3 separate regions of the Homo sapiens genome follow, and regions 1 and 2 are each linked to region 3. A link is a contact called in ENCODE Hi-C or POLR2A ChIA-PET data. All regions are on one chromosome and are shown on one strand. Each heading gives the region's core, a stretch centred on a gene start or an enhancer-like site at or near the end of the contact. The rest is flanking DNA. Distances are from core to core; before and after follow the strand shown. Region 1 overlaps PRR36 (proline rich 36). Region 2 holds the start of SH2D3A (SH2 domain containing 3A). Region 3 holds the start of INSR (insulin receptor).

Region 1 (4,155 bases), core at 1,388-3,887, 580 kb after region 3:
CCTCCCAGGGGTGCAGGTGGCAGTGCCCCTCCAGGCCAGAGCCCATTTCTCCTCAGACCCCAGGCTAGGAGGTGCCTTGTCTGGGATGGGGACAGGCAGGACTTGCTGGTCTGTGACTGACAGGAACCTGGTCACAGGATGGTGTGAGGGTACTGGGTCCAGGGGCAGAGGCAGGGCTGAGGGCCCAAGGCCAGATCCTACTCTGTCTTCTTACCCACTTGGGGATGTCACCATCATTCTTGGTGCCATGCAGGAGACCCGGGGGAGGAAAGGCCTAGCAGGGGAGCTCTCTGCAGGGGCACTGGGAACAGGGAGAGACTGGCTAGGGTTTGAGAGGCTCCAGAGCTGGGGGTTAGGGTTAGGGTTCATTGGGGGAGGAAGGGCAGGAAACTCTGATTGGAGGGGGCCTGTGAAGATGTTTGGGAATCTGATAAGGACGCCTGAGGAAGGGGTTAGGGCAAGGATGCCATGGGGGTGGGATGCACCAAGTGGCACTTGTGTAAGGACACTTGGAGACAGGGTGCAGTGTGAGGACTCCCCCATCTCCCACCTAGACCTGGGAGAGGCCACTTCTTCCTGCAATCCCCTACCAGGGCAGTTGGCCCGGGACCCTGCACCAGCCGAAGGGCCATGGGAAGGGGTCCCCCATCCTTGCCTCAGTGCCCTCCAATCTTCCCACCTGTTCCCCAGGAGTGCTAGTTCCCCGCATCGAGTTTGAAAAGTGTGTCAGGCCAGGCGCGGTGGCTCACGCCTGTAATCCCAGGACTTTGGGAGGCTGAGGGCAGATCACCTGAGGTCAGGAGTTCAAGACTAGCCTAGCCAACATGGTGAAACCGTGTCTCTACTAAAAATACAAAAATTAGCCGGGTGTGGTGGCGCGCACCTGTAATCCCAGCTACTCGAAAGACTGAGGCAGGAGAATTGCTTGAACCCGGGAGGCAGAGGTTGCAGTGAGCCGAGATAGCACTATTGCACTCCAGCCTGTGCAAAGAGAGCAAAATTCTGTCTCAAAATAATAAAAAAACAGGCCAGGCGCGGTGGCTTATGCCTGTAATCCCAGCGCTTTGGGAGGCCAAGGGGGTTAGATTACGAGGTCAAGAGATCCAGACCACCCTGGCCAACATGGTGAAACCCTGTCTCTACTAAAAATACAAAAATTAGTTGGGCGTGGTGGCATGTGCCTGTAGTCCCAACTACTTGGGAGGCTGAGGCAGGAGAATCGCTTGAACCCGGGAGGTGAAGGTTGCAGTGAGCCGAGATCGCGCCATTGCACTCCAGCCTGGCGACAAAGGGAGACTCCGTCAAAAAAAAAAAAAAAAAAAAAAAAAGAATTAGAATAGAATAGAAAAGGGTTCCAGTCGCTCCTTCACCTCGGCCACGCACTGACTCATCCACTCGGGCGCACAGCCCCTGCCAGGCCCCTCCTGCACCGAACGTTTCCACCAGAAGTCGGATACCAAGAAGCCCAAGTTCACACACGTGGATGGGTGCGCGGCACCAGATGGCCGGGACTCGGCATGGCCCCGCCCTAGCCCCACCTGGCCTGCCCCTTCTCTCCCAGAAGAGGAAAACCGCACTTTATCCAGAGCTCCAACCGGTTCGAGCACAGCCGCCAGCAAGGCCTTATCTGGCCTGGCCCCCCGCGCCGCTCAGCCTGCTGGAGGCCCCCAGCCCCAGTCCTCTCTGTGACAGCGAAGGTGTGCAAGTCCCAGTGTCCCAGTTTTATTGCAAACTCAGGCTGTGCGGGGTGGGCAATACACTGCACACGGGGCGGGACTCGGGGAAACGGGGCGTGTCCTAGGCCAAAGGGGCGGAGCTCGAGGGGCGGGCCTAGGTCAAAGCTGTGGGTAGGTCCCGAGCCTCCGAGGCCAAAGGCTCAGGCTCTAGGGAGCTAAGACTAATCCACCCAGCGGGGCTCCAGGGCAGTGGAGGCGGGGTCTAAAACAAACGGCGTACCCGGAGGGGCGGATCCTAAGGCAGGGGTGGGGTGTAGCAGGCGGGGCTGTGGTCTGGCTCAGTGGAAGGTCTCCACCTCCACCACGGTCCAGTCACCCTGCGGGGAGGCCACGTCGTCCGGAGAGAAGCTGGTGACCGAGGTGATGCTGGCACGGGACTCGTCCAGGGGAGACAGTAGTTCGGCCCAGCGGCCGAGTTCGGCGTCGCTGAGTGCAGCCCGGGCGCCCCCTGTGACGCCACCACCCTCCGCACCTCCTGGGCCCCCGCCGCTGCCGCCCGCGGCACCCTCGGCAGCCGCCAGCAGCAGCGTCCGGCTCAGCAGGTGCTGCACGACGCTCGCCTGCAGCGCCCCCAGTGGCAGCTCGCCCAGGCGCGCCTGCTTCGGGCTCCGCGAGGACGCCCCGGCCCCGGCCCCAGCCGCCGCCTTCCCACCGCTCGTGCCGGGACTGGGCCCCGGATCCAGTGCGCCAGGGGCGGGGGTCGCCGACTCGGGCCCTTCAGTCTCGTAGATGGTGCACAGACCGTCAGCAGAGCCCGGTCCGGTAGCGGGAGGCCACGGCAGGGGCGCACCTGCGGGGAGAGACGCCAGGTGGGCCGTGGGGGTGATAAGCCCCGCCCCTGCCTCAAGGTCCCGCCTCCTTGTCTAAGCTCCGCCCCGGACCCAGCTGTCCCGCCCCTGAGCTGCGAAGCCTCGCCTCCGACCCCGCCCACAGCCAGGCCGGGTCTGGGGTGCCCCTTACCTGGGGCTCCGCGGAAAGCCAGCGGCGGAGCGGGGCCTCGACTCCAGGCAGCCGGGTGGCAAGCGGCGAGCTCTGCGTCGGGGGGCGGGGAGGCTGCGGCACCGCCCTCGGGCCCGCTGTCGTAGCCACGCAGCTCCTCTGGCGTGCTCGTGGCGCTGCTGCTGTGGCCGGCCAGGTCTGGGCCGCTCAGCGTGCTGGACGGGCTGCGCGAGGGCGGCGGCGGCGGGCCGGGGGCCAACGCCAGGGTCAGCCGTGGGCCCGAGACGGAGGTATCCGGACCCGGGGTCGGGGGGCGGCGTGGGGCCTGCAGGGTGGGTGAGGCAGGGGGAGAGGGAGGGACCTGCAGAAGGGGCGCTGCCAGAACAGGTGGGGCCTGTGGAGGAGGCGTGGCCAAAGGAGACATTGGGAGTGAGGCAGAGGGTGAGAAAGGGGCCTGCCCAGGGAATGAGGCAGGCGGAGAGGGAAGGGCCTGCAGAGGAGGTGTGGCCAGAGCAGGTGGGGCCTGTGGAGGGGGCTTAGCCAAAGGAGACATTGGGAGTGAGGCAGGGGGAGAGGGCGGGACCTGCAGAGGAGGAGCGGCAAGAAGGGGTGGGACCCGTGGAGGGGGCGTGGCCGAAGGAGACATTGGGGGAGAGGCAGGGGGAGAGGGTGGGACCTGCAGAGGAGGCGCAGCGAGAGGGGGTGGGGCCTGTGGAGGGGGCGTGGCTGAAGGAGACATTGGGGGAGAGGCAGGGGGAGAGGGTGGGACCTGCAGAGGAGGTGCGGCTAGAGAGGGTGGGGCCTGTGAAGGGGGCGTGGCCGAAGGAGACACTGGGGGTGAGGCAGGGGGAGAGAAAGGGGCCTGCACTGGGGGTGAGGGAGGGGGAGAGAAAGGGGCCTGCAGAAGGTGCACTGCCAGAGCATTTGGGGCCTGTGGAGAGGGTGTGGCCAAAGGAGACAGAGGGGGTGAGGCAGGGGGAGAGGGAGGGGCCTGCAGAGGAGGCAAGGCCAGGGCAGGTGGGGCCTGTGGAGGGGGCGTGGCCAAAGGAGACAGAGGGGGAGAGGGCAGGCCCTGCAAAGGGGGTGAGGCCAGAGCAGGTGGGGCCTGTGGAGGAGGCGTGGCTATGGAAGAGGGCGTCTCCGGAGGGGGCGTGGTCAATGGCGAAGGTGGTGCTTGCAGAGGGCATGGGGCTGGACAAGGTGGAGTCTCCAGATGGGGTGTGGTCAGGGGAGCAGAAGCTGTCTGCAGAGGAGGCGGGGCTAGAGAAGGTAGGTTCTCCAGAGGGGGTGTGGTCAGGGGAGCAGAAGCTGTCTGCAGAGGAGGCGGGGCTAGAGAAGGTAGGTTCTCCAGAGGGGGTGTGGTCAGGGAAGCAGGAGGTGTCTGCAGAGAGGGTGGGGCTAGGGAAGATTGGGTCTCCAGAGGGGGCATGATCAGGGAAGAGAGAGGTGCCTGAGGAGAGTGGGAGGCCAGAGAAGATAG
Region 2 (3,679 bases), core at 485-2,984, 530 kb before region 3:
TCACACCACTGCACTCCAGCCTGGGTGACAGAGCAAGACTCCGTCTCAAAAAAAAAAAAAAAAAAAAGAATGTAACCCCAGGGTTAAGATTTTTAAAAGGTCACATTTTGTAGCAATGTCAGCAAACAGCAATGTTGCCTTTGCAGATCCTTCTATTTCGGAGCCCATACATGTGGTTATCATGATGATTGAATTTGGATCTCAGACATTTTGGTAGTTTCCCGATAATCTCACAGGCCTCAGGGCCAGTGTGTCTCAGGTGTCTGGTGGGGGAGATTTCTCTGGATGGTCCAGAAGAAGATAATCTGCTTCTTACTCTCCTGCAAGCTCTCCCTGCAGCCCTGCAAAGTCTTCTGGTGGGGTCTGCAGAGAAATTCCTGCCTCCTGAGTCAGCAGGAAGTTCCCAGACCAGCCCTAGGTGGCTTTAGGGGAGGAGCGCTGGGCAGGGAGCCAGCTGCCAGTGCCGCATACCTGAAGCCAGGTGTGTCTTTGCAATGCCTGCGCACTTCCTGTTTGTCACCTGGACCAGGGCTAGCCTCGGTCGCAGAGTTTCCCAACCCCAAGTTCCTGTCTTGTGTCTCCCTTAGTGAGAGTGAAGTTGAGTCAATGGCAAGGTTCTGGTTAGTTTGAGGACACAGGGTGGCCATAGGTCAGCCAAAGGCCAACTAAGCCATCTCCTGCCTCTGAGTCCTTTGGGATCATTTATTCGGGCACGGAAGAGAAGAAACGGGCAGAATCAGGAATCAGACCAAGCATAGAGAGAGGAGAGAGGGGATTATTCATGTTCCAGTTGGATCATAAACATGTGTCCACGTGTGGGGAGGACGTGGAGGGTGGGAACCACCAGCACAGGCAACACAAACACAGATGTAGGCAGGACTCGCTTTTGACGTTGGACGACCATTGCTGGAGCACTTGCTGTGCACCAGGCTCTGTTCTAGGACCTAGAGATACAGTGACTAAGGAGATTAAAGCTCGGCACCACCCTGCCCTCCAGAGCTTGCAGTCGGCTGCGCAAGACAGACTGCAAACGAGCACAAGATGAATGGAGAAGACAGACCATTTCTAAGAGTTATCAATGAAAGTGATAAGCCAGGGAGATGTGATAGAGGAGGCTGGACAGGACAGCCTCTCCTATAAAGTGACATTGGAACTGAGACCTCAGTACAGAAGGAGGCAGTTAGGCAAAGATTTGGAGGAGTCGCCTGGGTGAGGGGTACAGTAAGGGTAAAGGCCTGGAGCTGAGATGGACTTGCTTTTTACATTTTACATCATCAAGGCGGCTGGTGTAGCCGGAATACGATGAGGAAGGAGTAGATAGGAGGGCAATGAGGTTGGAGAGATCAGGAGGAGAGACTAGGCAAAAACTAGTGGACTTTGAATTTTAATCTCTATGACCCAAGGGTTTTAAGTGAAGGAGGGGCCCGATCTGATTCGCCGTTTAAGAGGATCACTCAGGCAAAAATGGAAACAATGGCTTTCTGTGCTGCACAGGAAATACACTTAGAGAGGCACGCCCAGGTGAGCCCGAGCACACCGACACGCGTAACGCACAGCGACCCTCTCATTCGCGAGGCGACCTCTTCTACCCCAGATCCTCCCTGCGAGCCGGTGACCCCACCTGGAAAGAGAGGACTCCCCATCCCAATAATCCTGGTTCTGGATCTGCCCTGGGGCTCCACTCACCTGGGCAGGACCCGCGGGGCTCCCACGAGGCTGGGTCCAGGCGGAAGCTGAGGCTCCGCGGCTCCGGGCTGCTGTCACCCCCGCCCTCCACCTTGCCACCGCCCCAGCCTTCCCAGACCACACCTAGTGGGAACTCAGCCCAGTTACCTGACCACACCTCCTGCAGACCCCGCCCCCTGCGGGCCCCGCCTCAAACTAACTTCCCAGGCCCTTGCTCCGCCCCCTTAAAACCATTTTTTTTGCTACTAGCCACGCCTCCTTCTGCATCGCACCGCTTTCTCCATAGACCCCGCCCACTAGGGGAGCACCACGCATCCTTTCCTGCCAGTGGCCCCTCCCCTTGTATATAGCCACGACCACCGCCGAATGACTACGCCCACCCGCAGCCACCTCCTTCTCAGCCCCGCCCCTTAGGGCAATAGAAGAAATTTCATCCCAACGTTCCCGCCCCTTAGAACCCTGCCCCTCCCTTCCACCCAGGCGGCCCCAAGCACCCATGGCCCTTTGGGACCAGGGCGGGGTGGAGTGGGGTGCCTCTCTCCCCTCCCCGCCAAGGCTCCGGGTCAGGGCAGGGCAACTCCCTCGGGCTCTTACGCCAGGCTGGGGTAGCTGCGGCAGCTGTGACGTAAGGAGGGGTACGCTTCCTCCAGACCGCCCTCCCGGATTTTCCGGAAAGAAGCCCCATTTAGGTGGCGGGTTTTGTGGAGAGACGTCCGGGAAAACGCGACAGCTTCCTTCAGTGACAGCACGCTGGAGCGGGGCGGGACTTTGGTGGAGGTGGAAGGCAAATCATTCAGGTGGTTTCCCAGGTGGGAAGAAGGGTGGGGGGGACTTCCATCGTGATGCCTGGAGACGAACAAGAGAAAAGGTGACAGGGACCTAGTGCAAGAGAGAGGACTCTTTGGCCACGTTTATTGATGAGTTCCTCATATTAACATCAGTCTTGTCTTGTAGAGACAGGGTCTTGCTATATTGCCCAGGCCGGAGTGCAGTGGTGATCATAGCTCACTGTAGCCTCAACCTCCTGGGCTTAAGCTATCCTCCCGCTTCAGCCTTCCAAGCAGCTGAGACTAAAGGTGCACACCACCACACCCAGCTGATTTTATTTTATTTTTTGTAGATGTGGCGTCTTACTATGCTGCCCAGGCTCTGGAACTCCTGGGCTCATGCGAACTTCCTGCCTTGGCCTCCCAGAGCGCTGAGATTACAAGCAAGCATGAACCACTGTGCTTGGCCCCAGTAACCACAGTCTTAAAAGCAGTAGCAGCAGCTAACATTTATTGAGCACTTACTGTACACAAGGGCTGTTCTGTCAACTTGCCTTTATTTTATTTTATTTTATTTTTTGAGATGGAGTTTCACTCTCGTTGCCCAGACTGGAGTGCAGTGGCAGCAGTCTCAGCTCACTGCAACCTCCACCTCCCCGGTTCAAGCGATTCTCCGGCTGTAGACTCCCGAGTAGCTGGGATTACAGGCTAATTTTTGTATTTTTAGTAGAGATGGGGTCTCGGCCAGACTGGTCTCAAACTCCTGACCTCATGTGATCCACCTGCCTCGGCCTCCCAAAGTGCTGGGGTTACAGGCATGAGGCCTCTATTTTAATTTTCAAACAGACCACCCTGTAAGGGTGGTAGGTAGTATTTTCATCACTTCCATTTTCCAGATGGAGAAACTGAGGCACAGGGCAACTAAACCATTTGCCCAAGTTAACCTGGCTTGTAAGTGGTAGAGGCGAAATTCAAACCCGGAGCTCTGGAGCTTTATCCTGTCTGCCTCCTTTTCAATCTTCGCATGCCCACTTTCTCCACGATGCTGCTTTGCGGTGAAAGTTACTCACCCACCATTTTACAGATGAGGAAATTGAGGCCTAGAGGGCCAACGATGCTTGGGGATGAAAAGTTTTGATGCCTGTAGGTTGCAAAGCAGGGAATTTCCAGACTGGGCTCCCCCGACTGGCCCTGGCAAATATGGAAGAGACTCCAGGCTCAAGAGG
Region 3 (3,963 bases), core at 1,300-3,799:
TCACTGCAAGCTCCGCCTCCCGGGTTTACGCCATTCTCCTGCCTCAGCCTCCGGAATAGCTGGGACTACAGGCGCCCGCCACCACGCCCGGCTAATTTTTTCTATTTTTCAGTAGAGACAGGGTTTTACCGTGTTAGCCAGGATGGTCGTGATCTCCTGAACTGGTGATCCACCCGCCTCGGCCTCCCAAAGTGCTGGGATTACAAGCGTGAGCCACCACGCCCCGCCTTTTTTTTTATTTTTTTGAGACAAAGTCTCGCTCTTTGGCCAGGCTGGAGTGCAGTGGTGCCATCTGAGCTCACAGCAACCTCCTCCTCCCGGGTTCAAGCAATTGTCCCGCCTCAGCCTCCCAAGTAGCTGGGACTACAGGCGAACGCCACCAAACCCAGGTAATTTTTGTATTTTGAGCAGAGAAGGGAGTTTCACCATGTTGGCCAGGATGGTCTCCATCTCCTGACCTCGTGATCCGCCCGCCTCAGCCTCCCAAAATGCTGAGATTACAGGCTTGAGCCACCGCAGCTGGCCAGATTTTCTTAACAAGAACTCCAACTAACCGCCACCCTTCATTGAGCACCTACTGTCTCCCAGGCACCTGGGGGCGGGGCTGGGGGGGGGTGGGCCCGGGGCTTTTAGACATTATGTGATTGACAGAGTCGACTCAGCAAACCCGGTTGGTCCACTCTAGCACCTGATTTTACATGCACCCGTTTCCCCATCAATACATTTAAGAGCTTCAATTCCTTCCCTCCCTGACCCCTTCCTCATCACGACTGATTTCCTTTTATGGAGAAATCTGAAACAGTAACCCAACAGATATTTTTAAAGCAGGGCCTCAGACCCCACAGTGGGAAACCCAGGCTATATTCCTTAAATGATTGCGCCATCTTCATCTTACAACCCCAAAGGTGCCTATTGTCAAGCCCAAGGAAGATGCTGCCCACACGTGGGAGAGGGGCCCATGGGGTCAGGGGGAACGAAAGGCTCACTCAAGGTCAAAGGCTCCTTCATGAAGCGCAGGGCTGAGGGGAGAGGAGGGGTCAAGGAGACAGCAGACAAGGGACAGTAGTCCAGATTCTTGGGCAGAACGGGACACACAGAGGCTCAAGTCCTGGCTCTGGCACTGACTTTAGGGCAAGGGAGTTATGCGTCCTACATGAGCCTCAGTTTACTCCTCTGTGAAATGGGTGCATAACTGTATCTGCCTCCGGGGGCCACTGTGACAGTCCAGAGAGATAAGATAGACTAGGCTGTGGCGTGCGGTGATACCAATTACAATAAATAGGGTAAAAAACCGCCACTACTTCTGCTACAATTGCTGCTGTTGCTAAGGCTTTAGAATTTGCCTCCGGACATCTGGAAACAGAACCCAAAAGGGTAAACATGGACCTAGAGTCCGGGGTGGCCACGGGCCTAGATCCAAGGTAGTTGGGTAGAGGGGGGCTCTGCAGTCCCTGACCCCAGGCAGCGTCACCCACCGGTGAGGCACTCAGGGCGCTTGGCTCTACCTACACCATATGCGCTCGGGGGACTTGGCTGTTCGGGGCTGTCCAGACCCAGTGACCCCACTTCCCGGCCGCGACCCAAAGATGACGCGTGTCGTGTCTCCGGAGCGACTTGGGCTCGGAGGGGCCGGGGCACGGGTCGGAGGCGCGCTCCAGAGAGGAGCCCGCGGCGGGGCGGGCACCGGGGCAAGGTTCCTCGGGCTCAGGTCGGGCACGCAGGGCGCGGAGGCGCGAGCCCGGGCGGGCAAAGGCCAAGGTCAGAGGCTTCCCGCTCCCCCTACGCGATGCAGGAGCTACCGTCCTGGCCACCGCCCCCCGCCCCTGGGGAGGGTTCTCAGTCCACAAGCGGGGGCTCGATTTTGGCTTGGGTGGGGTCCTCTCCCCATCGCGGCGCTCCCCGCCCACGCCCGCGCCCCCAGACTCACCCTCTCCGGGGTACAGGTGGCCCGCGGCGCCCAGTAGCAGCGCGGCCACCGCCACCAGCAGCGGCGCGGCCGCCGCCCCCCGCCGGCCCCCGGTGGCCATGGCTGCGGGAGCGCGGGGTCTCCTCGGATCAGAGCGCGCGGCGCTGGCCCGCGGGGGTCATGCTCCGAGGCGGCCACCCAAGAGGCGCTGGGGGCCGCGCGTCCTTCTCTTCCACGCCCGCGACCCGCGGGCCGCAGCCCCCCTGCCGGGGAGGGCCCAGAGGCAGCCCCGGGAAGGGCGCGCGCGGCTTCGCCAGCTACAAATACTGAGCGGAGGCCCTTGCGGTGGTGGCCCCGACCCCCCGGCCGCTGCGGCCCGGGCCCCGTCCCAGGATCTCGGGGCCCGGAGCTCCGCGCTGCGCCCGGGACTGTCTCTCGGCTCTCGGCCCCGCGCGCTCTGGGTCGCGATCTGCGGGCTCCGGGACAGAGGGACGCGCGGACCGACGGACTAGCTGACTGGCGGGCGGGCACCTGGGCTGGCGGGTGGCGGGCGGGCGGCGGGAGAGAGGGCTGCTCGGGCCCGTAAACAACGCGGCCCGTCAGCTGGGCCCCGTGCGGGCCGCGGGAAAAGGCGGCGCGGATCTGGCCTAGGAAGGGACTCTGCGCCCGGGAGAGGCCCAGGAGAGGGAGGGAAAGCTTGCAGGGGAGGGAGGTGCCGCCCGGCCCCGCCCCGCCCCGCCCGCCTCCCCGCCTCCCTGTGCCGGGCCCCGCGCGGGAGGCCCTGGGCGCGCCGGGACCGAGGGCGCGCCCCAGATCCGCGCGCCCTACAGCCCCGAGTCTCCTCCAGTTTCAGACCCCCGGAGGCGCCCCACAGGCCCGACGCAGCGGCACAGATCCTTTCTCTACCATTTTGCTATTTTGTTCATAGTGGGCTTTGGAGGATTCCTGTTGATTTTTTAAAAAATACTGCATTAAAATGTTTATTTTGGTGACTCGAGGTGGTTTTGGTTTCTTTCTTTTTTTTTTTTTTTCACTCCCTTAAATTTTGCACCCCAGGCGAGTAGTGTCTCACTCGCCTTTCCTCAGTCCGGGCCTGGCCAGCGACACTCGTCCCAGAGCGCGTGGGCGCCCCCAGATGTCCCGCCCGCGAGTGCGCCCCGGCCCAGGGGCGAGACCCAAGCCAGGCCCCTGGGGACAGCCACGTGCCCGCGTGCCCAGTGCGCTCCCTGTGTTCAAGTTGGAGAAATGACACCTGGAAAAATGTGCAGACGCTTCTGAAAGGGCAAAGACGACGCCAAAGAAGACGCCGGAGACCTCGAATAGGGCGCAGGTGGACATCTCTGATTTTCAGCAGACCAGCCTGTATGTGTCTGAAGTCTAGCAACGACATTCACCAACAAGGCGGGACAGCGGTTCCACCTACCTTACTGCAGGAGAGGAAGGGGCTTTCAGTATAGGAAAGCCAGAACTCAATGGGAGGAGGGTTCCTCCACCCCTCACTCCTGTGTGGTCTTGGACCAGGGACTTTTCTGTCTCTGGGCCAGTTTCACTTGTGTAATGGGTTTAATAATACCTGCATGCCAGTTCTGGGGAGGTACCCGGGAAAGAAAACTTAAGAAAGCGCCCAGCACAACCCTAGACCCAAGGCATTCATTCTTCTTTCATTCAATAAACAGTTTGCTAGGAGCTGGACCCACTGTTCATGCAACAGGCCAAACCTATTCCTGCCTCTGGGCCTTTGCCCCAGCATTTCCCTTGCCCGTAACACTCCAGGATGGCTTCATCTCTGAAGTGCCATCCCTAACCATATTTTTGCAAATCCTCCCCCCAGTTCCGTTTCCTTCTCTCTCTCTCTCTCTCTGTTTTTTTTTTTTTTTTTTTTTTTTTTTTTTTTTTTTTTTTTTTAGATGGAGTTTTTCTCTGTTGCCCAGGCTGGAGTGCAATGGCCAGATCTCAGTTCACTGCAACATCACCTGCCTGGGTTCAAGTGATTCTCCTGCCTCAACCTCCCAAGTAACTTGGATTACAGGCATGCGCCAGCACACCCAGCTAATTTT

Evidence for each region. A loop is a pair of places that touch in the nucleus more often than their neighbours do. ChIA-PET counts read pairs that join two places held with the same protein, here RNA polymerase II (POLR2A). Pooled maps may share reads with other maps.
Region 1: a loop to region 3 is called in a pooled map, with 3 times the contacts of the local background. The contact joins the enhancer-like site here to the promoter of INSR in region 3. A Hi-C loop is called at or near these places in 1 of 50 pooled maps. POLR2A ChIA-PET finds 5 or more read pairs at or near these places in 4 of 52 experiments (HEK293T, PC-3, T-cell and 1 more).
Region 2: a pooled map shows a loop between it and region 3 (4-fold over the local background). The contact joins the promoter of SH2D3A here to the promoter of INSR in region 3. A Hi-C loop is called at or near these places in 2 of 50 pooled maps. POLR2A ChIA-PET finds 5 or more read pairs at or near these places in 2 of 52 experiments (MCF 10A and activated CD8-positive, alpha-beta memory T cell).

Annotation. Positions count from the first base shown.
Region 1 is chr19:7,867,019-7,871,173 of GRCh38, forward strand. PRR36 (proline rich 36) reads right to left here. Exons shown (of 6, transcript NM_001190467.2): 5 at 2,697-4,155; 6 at 1,701-2,526. The coding sequence ends at 2,015. Among named protein-coding and RNA genes, the nearest start is that of PRR36, 5.3 kb to the right of the region's middle. RefSeq lists enhancers at 1,824-2,585, 3,085-3,379 and a silencer at 2,000-2,939. Within about 2 kb of position 2,638, at least 24 of the 41 ENCODE cell types and tissues checked have a DNase peak (open chromatin) inside an H3K27ac peak, as active enhancers do; they include PC-3, where a contact is called at or near this core.
Region 2 is chr19:6,765,701-6,769,379 of GRCh38, forward strand. It overlaps SH2D3A (SH2 domain containing 3A), which reads right to left and starts at 1,735. Exons shown (of 10, transcript NM_005490.3): 1 at 1,687-1,735. RefSeq lists an enhancer at 1-125 and a silencer at 2,214-2,273.
Region 3 is chr19:7,291,865-7,295,827 of GRCh38, forward strand. It overlaps INSR (insulin receptor), which reads right to left and starts at 2,550. Exons shown (of 22, transcript NM_000208.4): 1 at 1,928-2,550. The coding sequence starts at 2,027. RefSeq lists an enhancer at 992-1,750 and silencers at 1,732-1,791, 1,842-1,981, 2,122-2,401, 2,422-2,811, 2,952-3,131.